Regions from separate parts of the Homo sapiens genome. Here region 1 is linked to region 2. A link is a loop called in an ENCODE intact Hi-C map of the cell type or tissue named here. Cell type or tissue: ovary. All regions are shown on one strand. Each heading gives the region's core, and the rest is flanking DNA. Links, peaks and the distances in the headings are about the cores only.

What was found. A loop is a pair of places that touch in the nucleus more often than their neighbours do. Peaks named below come from ENCODE experiments on the same cell type or tissue, not always from the same donor. Only the 100,000 strongest peaks of a DNase experiment are listed, where the experiment ranks them.
Region 1: a loop joins it to region 2, with 4 times the contacts of the local background. A loop is called at or near these places in 3 of 110 quality-filtered maps.

The regions. Positions count from the first base shown.
Region 1 is chr21:34,600,608-34,605,918 of GRCh38, forward strand. All of the region lies in intron 1 of RCAN1 (regulator of calcineurin 1), which reads right to left. Among named protein-coding and RNA genes, the nearest start is that of RCAN1, 12 kb to the right of the region's middle. In ovary, for the core only: a CTCF peak has its summit at 2,622 (motif pointing left); a DNase peak (open chromatin) is centred at 2,634.
Region 2 is chr21:34,666,651-34,672,090 of GRCh38, forward strand. CLIC6 (chloride intracellular channel 6) reads left to right here and starts at 2,344. Exons shown (of 6, transcript NM_053277.3): 1 at 2,344-4,112. The coding sequence starts at 2,739. RefSeq lists silencers at 2,637-3,076, 3,977-4,056. In ovary, for the core only: no CTCF peak of the experiment used is centred there; DNase peaks (open chromatin) are centred at 2,685 and 3,817; H3K4me3 peaks cover 1,740 bases.

The DNA.
Region 1 (5,311 bases), core at 301-5,300, 66 kb before region 2:
TAAGTTGTGCTAAGAAGCCTAGGATTTCTTTCTTCAATAATAATGATTTTTATGCTTTATAGTTCATGAGGCTTTCATATTCATTATGTTGAGATTTATTTTCAAAAAAGTGTTTAGAGTCTTAAGTTGTTTGCAACTTTGTAGCAAAGCTCATTTCACATTAAAACATCCTTTTAGCAAAGTCTCAACATACTATAGTGAAATTAATACAGGTTTTTCTAAGCATTTATAAGTGTTAATAAGCCATGCCAGTCTGCTGGCATAGCATATATGGTGCTGCGGTATTCTGAATATTCAGTATCTAAATCTGTTCATTTCATACACACATGCACGTGTGTTCACAAACACACATGCATGCAGGCACACACCACTGCAAAATTTTTAAGCTGCAGGACCCCCTGGCCTGAAAAAATGCACACAGCTTCTGAAAGTGCCTAAGTTACTCATGGGAAAATAAAGCTTATTATTTAATGGACTTAACAATATTTTCTTGTTCATGATGATGTTTTACTTCCACTGATACACAAATATTTATTAAGTGCCTACTATGTGGCAGGCACTGTCCCAGGAACAGGTTAAGCAGCTGCAAGCAATGTAGACACTGTAATTTCTGCATTTTAATAAAATTGCTAACTCATACTAAATACTTACTATGAGCCTGATATTATTGTAAGCCCTCTATTTGTATTATGTCTTTTCATCCTCACAACACAACCCCAGGAGGTAGGAGCTTTTATAATCCCACTTGATAAACCAGGAGACCTAAGTGCAGAGAAGTTAAGTTACTTGCCCAAGGTCACACAGCTGGTTACTGGCAGAACTGGGATTTGAATCCAGACCAACCCTCCTTACTGCTGTACATTGATGTAGTTTAACAAGAACAACTCTAAACTAAGGTGGGTGTCCATCTATAAAGAAGGTGAATGCTAGGCTGGGCACGGTGGCTCACACCTGTAATCCCAGCACTTTGGGAGGCCAAGGTGGGCGGATCACGAGGTCAGGAGATCGAGATCATCTTGGCTAACACGGTGAAACCCCATCTCTACTAAAAATACAAAAAATTAGCCAGGCGTGGTGGTGGGCGCCTGTAGTCCCAGCTACTTGGGAGGCTGAGGCAGGAGAATGGCGTGAACCTGGGAGGCGGAGCTTGCAGTGAGCCGAGATCGTGCCACTGCACTCCAGCCTGGGCAACAGAGTGAGACTCTGTCTCAAAAAAAAAAAAAAAAAAAAGAAGGTGAATGCTGTCCACATTCAGGATTCAGAGATAACAGTGATCACATGTGTAGGTATAGACACCTTCACACTCACTGCACTCTCAGCTGAGCCATGAAAATTACTAAGATTAATAAGCAGCAACAAAACCTGCACCTAAAGAAAATAGATGCACAGAAAAATAAGCAAAAAATTAAACATTGACCTAATATAAAACTGGTAACAACATATTCATTGACATTAAAACAAGATCCTTCATAAAGACTAAATAAATATTTTCTGAGTATCTCCTGTCCTTGATACGATCACAAACGTTACCATGCTACATGCAATTCTCACAGCATCCTAGTAAGCCACCATCTAGACCTCTTTACAGACACAAAGCTGAAGATGCTCAGAATCTCAGGCACAGCCCCGAAGGCAGCCAGCTGGGTCCACTTCATTCCAAGCCACAAATGCAACACAGAATGCTCTGTGCTGCCTCTGCATAACCACCCCTTTCACTAAATGCAGGAAGTCACCCCCACAACCAACAAGCTCTATACCCGCACCCCATTTCACCCTGTGTCTAGTTTGAAAGATACATCTTGAATTTAGCTATTCTAGAAAGAGATACCAATACAAATGAACCCTGAATCACTTTCCAAACACCTGCAGGTGTTTCCAGGCAGTTCATGAACTGTAACACAGTGAATTTTTCTGAAGGGTGGTCTGTTTTGAGGGGCTGCACAGCAGTTTTACTGATTGCGGACCAGACCACCTGAGATCTACAGGTTGGGATGCATGTGAGGGAAGCTGTACAAATTCCCCAGAATCGTGACTCCAGCCCAGAACACTGTCACTACTTGACTAGAGTGGTGGTAATTCTGGAATCATCCGGGTGACCTGCCTACCAGCAAAAGCTTTTCCTTCTTAATCTACTGAGTAACCTAATACCTGAAGCCAGCTCAGAAAATTCCCATTATCTCTGAAATAAAATGTTTTCATCTGAGTTCTCTCTCTGTATTTCTTTATGCTGATATTTTCATATTTCATATTCTTTTCATAATAATGCTGATAATTTCAGTCATCTTCAGGAGGAGGGTCATTCCTTTCAAAAGTCTCCCCTTCAGGTGAGCACGTTCCCCTATTTGTATTCTAAACAAAGCGGGCAGCATCTCCCAGCAGCAGGGAATAGGTCCACTCAGGAAGCGGCTTTCTCACCTGCACAGTTTCTGCTGGAGGGAGAGGGGTGTCTCTCCACTTGAAAGGTTCAATTACACACTTATCTTTATAATAATAGCTTCTCTGCAGCACAAGGCATGACTTCTCCCTTCTGAAAGTGCACTTTGCCTTTGATGCCTGAAATAAAGTGTAAGTCAACCAGCAAGCTCCACTGCAGCACACACATGAAGTTACTGCCCCCCGGCGGCGACCGCTGGTCTTTGAACAGCATTGGACAGGCCCTCGGTGCAAAGCTCTCCGGCCCCTCCACAAGCTGGAGACTGCTTCTCCCTACCTGCGGCCTGGGGACAGCCTTCCCTGGCAATATTACCGGGTTCCAGCTGGCTTGGACTCCCGAAGTCCCCCGGTTTGTATGCTCCGGGTTCTTTTGGATGGCGCTGGGAAAGGGGAGAACATTATTCGTTGGAGAATTAAGTGGGCAGAGTAAAACCAGCAGGCTGCAAGAAAAAAAGACCTGCTTTTGAGTTTTGCTAGTATCTATTGAGCACCCTTGAGGAAATTTCGTCACCCTTCTCAGCACGAATTTCTCACTGAAGAGATGAAAGGCACAGCCTTGGAAGAACCTTCTGGTCCCAGGACTTCGAGAACCCCAGAGTCGGATATCCAGTTACCCCGGGATTCCACAGTGCTTATTATTTTTATAAAGGGTGAAGAAGTCTCCTTCATCTATGAAATGGGGAAATAATAGTATATATCTTAGAAGGCTGTAAGAAGGATTCAAAGAGATGATGTACCTAAAATATCTGGCACAAGTGGTAAGTGCTAAGTAAATAGGAGACCTATAATTGATTGTAAGTATAATTGATTGTAAGTGCTAAGTGAATAGAGGACCTATAATTATAATTTATCACTCAAGCTTCAGAGTGGGAGAGGGTGCTACTAATGATTTCACTTGGATGACAGGCATAAGCCAGGATGGACAAAGTGGATGAGACATGTCACCTTATCAATCAATAATTGCCATCATGACATTTGGAAAAGTCTTCAATGTTGGCAGATGTTTTGAGAAACATTTTACTCAAGTGATCTGGCCTTGTGAGGCTATTTTTGGCAAATCTTCAAGCAGTAACTGGACAGAATCCGTCTTGGGGTCACTTCTTTTTTCTTTTTGAGACACAGCTCTGTTGCCCAGACTGAAGTACAGTGGCACAACCTTGGCTCATTGCAACCTCCGCCTCCCGGGTTCAAGCGATTCTCCTGCCTCAGCCTCCCGAGTAGCTAGGATTACAGGCGCCCACCACTACGCCCGGCTAATTTTTGTATTTTTTAATAGAGATGGGGTTTTGCCACGTTGGCCAGGCTGGTCTTCAACTCCTGACCTCAGGTGATCTGCCCGCCTCAGCCTCCCAAAGTGCTGAAATTACAGGGATAAGCCACAGCACCCGGCCATCTTGGGGTCATTTAAATCATCCCTGACACAGGGGTCATCTCAGATCAGTACTGTATATGTTTCCAAGACCAATTAAAGACACAAAGTTTAAGTGACTGAAATGTACCTCCTCTCTAGCCACATGCTGGACAAAACAGGGTACGGGTGTAAGCCAGAGAAGCTGTGTGGAAGAGAACTAGAATCACATTGAAGAAATGCTCTTTTTGAGCAGATTCCTACATGGAAAACTCTGATTTACCTTATGAGGGTGTGGGGAATGACAGGCAAGTGGGCTGTGAGTTCCGTGAAGGGAGAGGTGGTGTTTGTCATTCACCAAGATCTGTCTAGAGCTGTGCCCTCCTTACACTGGGGAAGTGGGCTGCCAGCCTGGGGCCCCACAGCTGGTTTTGCAACCAGCACAGTGCTCAGAACAGAGATGGCACCCAAAAGGTATTTGTTGAATAAATGAATGAATGAATGGATTGATGGAGCCAGGATTCAAATCTGGGTCTGCCTGGTGCCAGTGTCCAGGCACTGCCTTCCACCTGAGCAGCAGGGTGCCACCTGCCTGGCACGCCATCGGCATGCATAAACATCCATTACATATATGTGATAGTTAATATTAAGTGTCAACTTGATTGGATTGAAAGATGCAAAGTATTGTTCCTGAATGTGTCTGTGAGGGTGTTGCCAGAGGAGATTAACATTTGAGTCAGTGGACTGGGAAAGGCGGACCCACCCTCTATCTGCGTGGGCACCATCTAATCAGCTGTCAGAATAAAAGCAGGCAGAAGAATGTGAAAAGACTAAACTGGCTTAGCCTCTCAGCCTCCATCTTTCTCCTGCGCTGGATGCTTCCTGCTCTCAAACATTAGACTCCAGGTTCTTCAGCTTTGGGACTCAGACTGGCTTCCTTGCTCCTCAGCTTGTAGACAGCCTATTGTCGGACCTCACCTTGGGATTGTGTGCGTCAATACTCCTTAACAAACTCCCTTTTAACTCCTCTTTATATATATCGATCTATCCTATTAGTTCTGTCCATCTAGAGAACCCTAATATAATATAAATACATGACTGAAAGAATGAAGAGTCGTAACTCATGTGAATCTCTGTTTCCCGTAGGTAAAAACACTCTCTTCACAGAGCTATCCTAGGATTGAAATGAGATGTGAAAGATATATGAAAAATTCACTCGCATTAATGCCATGCTTTAAGATGATAAGCAGCAGCCAGGTGGAGTGGCTCACACCTGTAATCCCAGCACTTTGGGAGGCCGAGGCGGGTGGATCACAAGGTCAGGAGTTTGAGACCAACCTGGCCAACATGGTGAAACCCTGTCTCTACTAAAAATACAAAAATTAGCCGGGCGTGGTGGCAGGCACCTGTAATCCCAGCTATTCAGGAGGCCGAGGCAGGACAATCACTTGAACCCGGGAAGCAGAGGTTGCAGTGAGCTGAGATCGTGCCATTGTACTCCAGCCTGGGCAACAGAGCAAGACTCGGTCT
Region 2 (5,440 bases), core at 233-5,232:
AATGTGAGTAAATGACCCCAAACCCTATAAAAGAATAAATCCAAACCCTATAAGATCAAATAGCCTTGTGTGATCCACAGGATCAGTTTCCAGGACAGAATAGACTTTATTAGCATTGTTTTTCTGCAAGGACATTATTCAGGCCAGTTCTCAGCCACTCAGCCAACAGCTTTGTTTCCGACTGTGCCAAGTCTGCAAACAGTAGCTGATCATCTTTAGCTCAATTCAAAAGGAGGTTTTTCTAGATATTCCAACCACACCCCCCCCCAATAGCCAGCACATTTCTATCAAGTTTGATTGAGTTAGAGTTTATGAAATATTTCCTGAATGACTGAATACACACGTGCCTTCAAATACATATGCACCAACCTGAACTAGTTTTGGAAAATACTTTCCTCAGTTAGTTTTATACTTTGGGGGGTAAGCTAATGTCACAAGACACTCTATTGACAGAAATTCTTATCTACTGACTTTGCTAAAAGAATTTGCTAAATATTATTACTCGCATGAGTGTCTTTAATTTGGTTCTTTGTAAACATTGAGCATTGAAGACGGTTTGTTATTAAGGACAAAGTTATGTATCTAACTAATCTCACATTTTTCTAAGCAGCGCAAATAAACCCAGAGCCCTTCAATGGTTCACAGGTCCACAATCCTTTTATACACATTCTGAAATCCTAAAAGGCTCTGAATACTGAAAGCTGTTTTGGGAACTCATCTAGAATCAGAACCAGAAAGGCTTGAACTCAGCTGGAGGTGAACCTAAACTGGGGGTGGGGGGCCTGAAGCTTGTATGATTTTACCATATCTCACCAAATGTGATGCCTGTCTTACTGCAGAAATATTAATGTGTTTGATCACAAAGTGATGTTCTGTGTTATGTAATATACAGTAAAATCACTCAATCATCTTTCTAACAATTCTGTTTTCTGAAACACATCCGGGCTCATGGGATTTGCATAAAGCACTGTAAACCTGTACTGTGTTTGCTGTTCCGGGCTGAACGTGCTGGCTTCATCTTTCTTTACAAGATAAGGGTGATGGCTGCTACCTTGCCCCGGTGAATGCAGCAGGATTCCTTTTCTAGGTGCCTAGAGCTTTTACGGCTCACGTGCATCTCTGGCTCACCTGTGTGAGTGTCATGCTTTGACTAGATGCCACTTTGTGGTGATGAAGCTTCTGGCCTGTACCTACCCAGACAGAGCACAGCCTTGGAGAAAGGTAGCATGAAGCTGAGTGTCTCTGGGCTCCTGTCCTGTCATCCATCAGTGATGAGCAATGGGAAGTAGAAGGAGACACATTATGTTCATGGCCAAAGGTGTGACCCCAAGCCACATCAAAGGCACACCCAGCTCTTTCAACGAAAACAACCTTCTGTGGGCATGAGGGGCTCATGTATCTTAGGCCAATATCAAAGCCATATAAAGCCTGATGAATCAAGTCAGTCTTGAGCTGGGATCCCCGTTCCACCACATTTACATAGTGCCACCTTGGGTAACCCAGTTTCTTGGTAACCCACTAGAAGTAGCCTGGCTTATAATAAACTTACGACATACTTTTCACCATAATAACTTCCTTTTTAAAGTAGGTATTGGGTCTGTGATCCTGGGAGAACCCTAACCCAGGGAATTCCATAGCTCCCCTCTTTCACATCTTGGATTTTCTTTTCTCCACCTCCAGATTCCCAAGCTCTTAACTTGGAGGCAGAAGCACTGGTGGTGAGTTTAGAAATCTAGGAGAATCAGCAAGATACACAGACTCTTACAGTCTTAAGAGACCCGGGAGATGAAGGTGTAACCTTTTTCCAGCGCAGGGCTCCCACGATCCTCCAGACAGGCCCGGAGAAGCGGACCCTCATGGACAACAGCGCCCATCTCTGGTCAGAGAAACTCGACTGGCTCCTTGTGCGTCTATATGAGGGGCCTCTGGAACCTCTCCGGGGGCCCTGCAGACATGGGAAGGCGGCCAGCGTAGCCTCCCCAGCTTCTTCTCTCAGGGATTTACACCCTTGCTCTTGGACATCAGGCACAATGTGGACATCTTCAGTTGGGTACCGGGGGAGCTTGATGCTTCACTCCTGGGGTAAGGTGGGGATTAGGTGTTTGGGTGTCGGGGTGTGTGTTTGGAGGGGGTGATTTAAGTGACTCTGGAACTTGAAGCCATTCTAGAGAACAACACCCAAGCGGCCAGGAGAACCAGAATCTTTTCATCAACATCCACAAGGGTCACGAGAAAGGCTGTCATTGGCCAAGCTCCTAGGCTACCCAAACAAAGGAGGGAGGAGGGGAAGACAAACCCCGCCCAAGCCCCAGGGGATGGAGTTGGCACCAAGGACTTCTGGTCAACCCCAGGACAGCGGACAGCGGGCCGGGCACTTCCAAAGGCGCAGGAGCGAAGCAGCCCTCTCCAGCCGTGCACTGCACCTCCGCGGCCCGCGGGCGAGATTGGGGTCCCGGTGGGAAGCAGACGCGCAATCGGGGAGAAGCTCCAGCAGTGGAGGAAGAGTCCAGGGAGTTTCAGCTGGGCAGAAGGGGCGCAGAGGCTTGGGGCCAAGCGGAGTTTGCCCTGCGGGTCCTGCGCAAGGCCCCAGTGCCCCGGCTAAACCTTTGCCGCAGGATCCCGGAGCCGGCGTCCTTCAAGGAGCACAGAGGGCCCCGTAGCACGCCCCTTGCCCAGCGCCACCGACCCTTAAGCAGCGTCAAGGAAGGAGTCCCGATCAAGGACAGGGATCTGCGGCCATGGCCGAGGCCGCGGAGCCGGAGGGGGTTGCCCCGGGTCCCCAGGGGCCGCCGGAGGTCCCCGCGCCTCTGGCTGAGAGACCCGGAGAGCCAGGAGCCGCGGGCGGGGAGGCAGAAGGGCCGGAGGGGAGCGAGGGCGCAGAGGAGGCGCCGAGGGGCGCCGCCGCTGTGAAGGAGGCAGGAGGCGGCGGGCCAGACAGGGGCCCGGAGGCCGAGGCGCGGGGCACGAGGGGGGCGCACGGCGAGACTGAGGCCGAGGAGGGAGCCCCGGAGGGTGCCGAGGTGCCCCAAGGAGGGGAGGAGACAAGCGGCGCGCAGCAGGTGGAGGGGGCGAGCCCGGGACGCGGCGCGCAGGGCGAGCCCCGCGGGGAGGCTCAGAGGGAGCCCGAGGACTCTGCGGCCCCCGAGAGGCAGGAGGAGGCGGAGCAGAGGCCTGAGGTCCCGGAAGGTAGCGCGTCCGGGGAGGCGGGGGACAGCGTAGACGCGGAGGGCCCGCTGGGGGACAACATAGAAGCGGAGGGCCCGGCGGGCGACAGCGTAGAGGCGGAGGGCCGGGTGGGGGACAGCGTAGACGCGGAAGGTCCGGCGGGGGACAGCGTAGACGCGGAGGGCCCGCTGGGGGACAACATACAAGCCGAGGGCCCGGCGGGGGACAGCGTAGACGCGGAGGGCCGGGTGGGGGACAGCGTAGACGCGGAAGGTCCGGCGGGGGACAGCGTAGACGCGGAGGGCCGGGTGGGGGACAGCGTAGAGGCGGGGGACCCGGCGGGGGACGGCGTAGAAGCGGGGGTCCCGGCGGGGGACAGCGTAGAAGCCGAAGGCCCGGCGGGGGACAGCATGGACGCCGAGGGTCCGGCAGGAAGGGCGCGCCGGGTCTCGGGTGAGCCGCAGCAATCGGGGGACGGCAGCCTCTCGCCCCAGGCCGAGGCAATTGAGGTCGCAGCCGGGGAGAGTGCGGGGCGCAGCCCCGGTGAGCTCGCCTGGGACGCAGCGGAGGAGGCGGAGGTCCCGGGGGTAAAGGGGTCCGAAGAAGCGGCCCCCGGGGACGCAAGGGCAGACGCTGGCGAGGACAGGGTAGGGGATGGGCCACAGCAGGAGCCGGGGGAGGACGAAGAGAGACGAGAGCGGAGCCCGGAGGGGCCAAGGGAGGAGGAAGCAGCGGGGGGCGAAGAGGAATCCCCCGACAGCAGCCCACATGGGGAGGCCTCCAGGGGCGCCGCGGAGCCTGAGGCCCAGCTCAGCAACCACCTGGCCGAGGAGGGCCCCGCCGAGGGTAGCGGCGAGGCCGCGCGCGTGAACGGCCGCCGGGAGGACGGAGAGGCGTCCGAGCCCCGGGCCCTGGGGCAGGAGCACGACATCACCCTCTTCGTCAAGGTAAAGCTCGCTTCCCTCAATTCTTAGGACGACCCCCTTCCATTCGAGGTCTTGGTCATCTCAGATCCCAGAGGGACGCGCAGGGAGGAACCCTTGGTGGTATCCTGATTGTCATCAGGCGCTTCCATGCGCGGGCGGTAGGCGGGACAGCCGGGATTTCCCGGAGAAGAGTTTCCAGGGCATTTGCGGGAGGACTCAATGGTTTGGAAGCAAAGACTTTGGGGGTGGGGGCGACGGGGAGTGCGATGGGGGCCAATGAGGATGTGGGGTTGTGGGTTCAGCATCCCACTGTCCTTTGACCTGAACATCCTAACCAGCCCTCCTAGTCAGGAGGTTATTAACGAATTAACTAAAAAGTTAAAAAAAAAAAAAAAAAAAAAGAAGAAGAAGAAGAAAAGCAACGCACCCTATTGGTGTTCAAAGGGATTTCTGCCAAAGGAAGCTTTAATACTTGAAGCCAAAAAACGCAGACAGGTAGGTTCAATGTGGGAGGTGCCTTCCAGACTCAATCTCGGAGACCCAGAGCTGGTCAATGTTTTCAACTCCAAAAAGGTATTCCATTTTGGTAGAATCAACAATGTACGTTTAGGGGGGAATGGAGCCTTATTGACATAATGTTTTTTGAACGTTTTAACATTGAATTTGGAAGAATACAAGATGCCGGTGACTTGAACATCATCTGCTTGTATGTCATGTTTTTAACCTCAGTTCACATGGGAAGAGAGCAAGGATTCTGTGAAGGAATCTGTAGAGACACAACTGAGGAAGTTTTGAATTTAAACAGGAATTATTTACAAGGCATGAAAAATGAAAGAACAAAGCTCAGCAGCAGTTCACACCAGGATCTTTGTTTAAAAAGCCTTTTCTGAGGACCTTTGGCCAGACCCAGGAAAGTTGGAGATAATAAGGTCAAGAATGTGCATTTCATGTTGAATCATAATCCTTCAGAAATACTTCCAGGCTTATAGAAACCAGTTACCATCTAAATCTCTCTGGCTGAAATGCAAGCACATTTTAATAAGTAAAAGGAAATGCTCCCAATGTGATTAACATCAGAATTTTAAGAATTGTTTGGGTGGCGAGGGGCTTGGGAAAGAAGGGGTGTGTGTGTGTTTCTTCCCTAGTGAGAAGGTGCTGTTTCTGGCTTTTTTCAAGACCCTGGGACATAACCTCAGGACACCAGCCCCTGAGAGGCTGCTGGGAAGAGCTGGAGCGCAGTGCTGCTGTGTGACCCCAAATCTGCTCCTCTCCATCACCTTGGTTTTAGAAATTTCCCGTTGCTGTGGTTGTAAGGATACATGATTCTGGCACACGGCCTCTTAGCACAG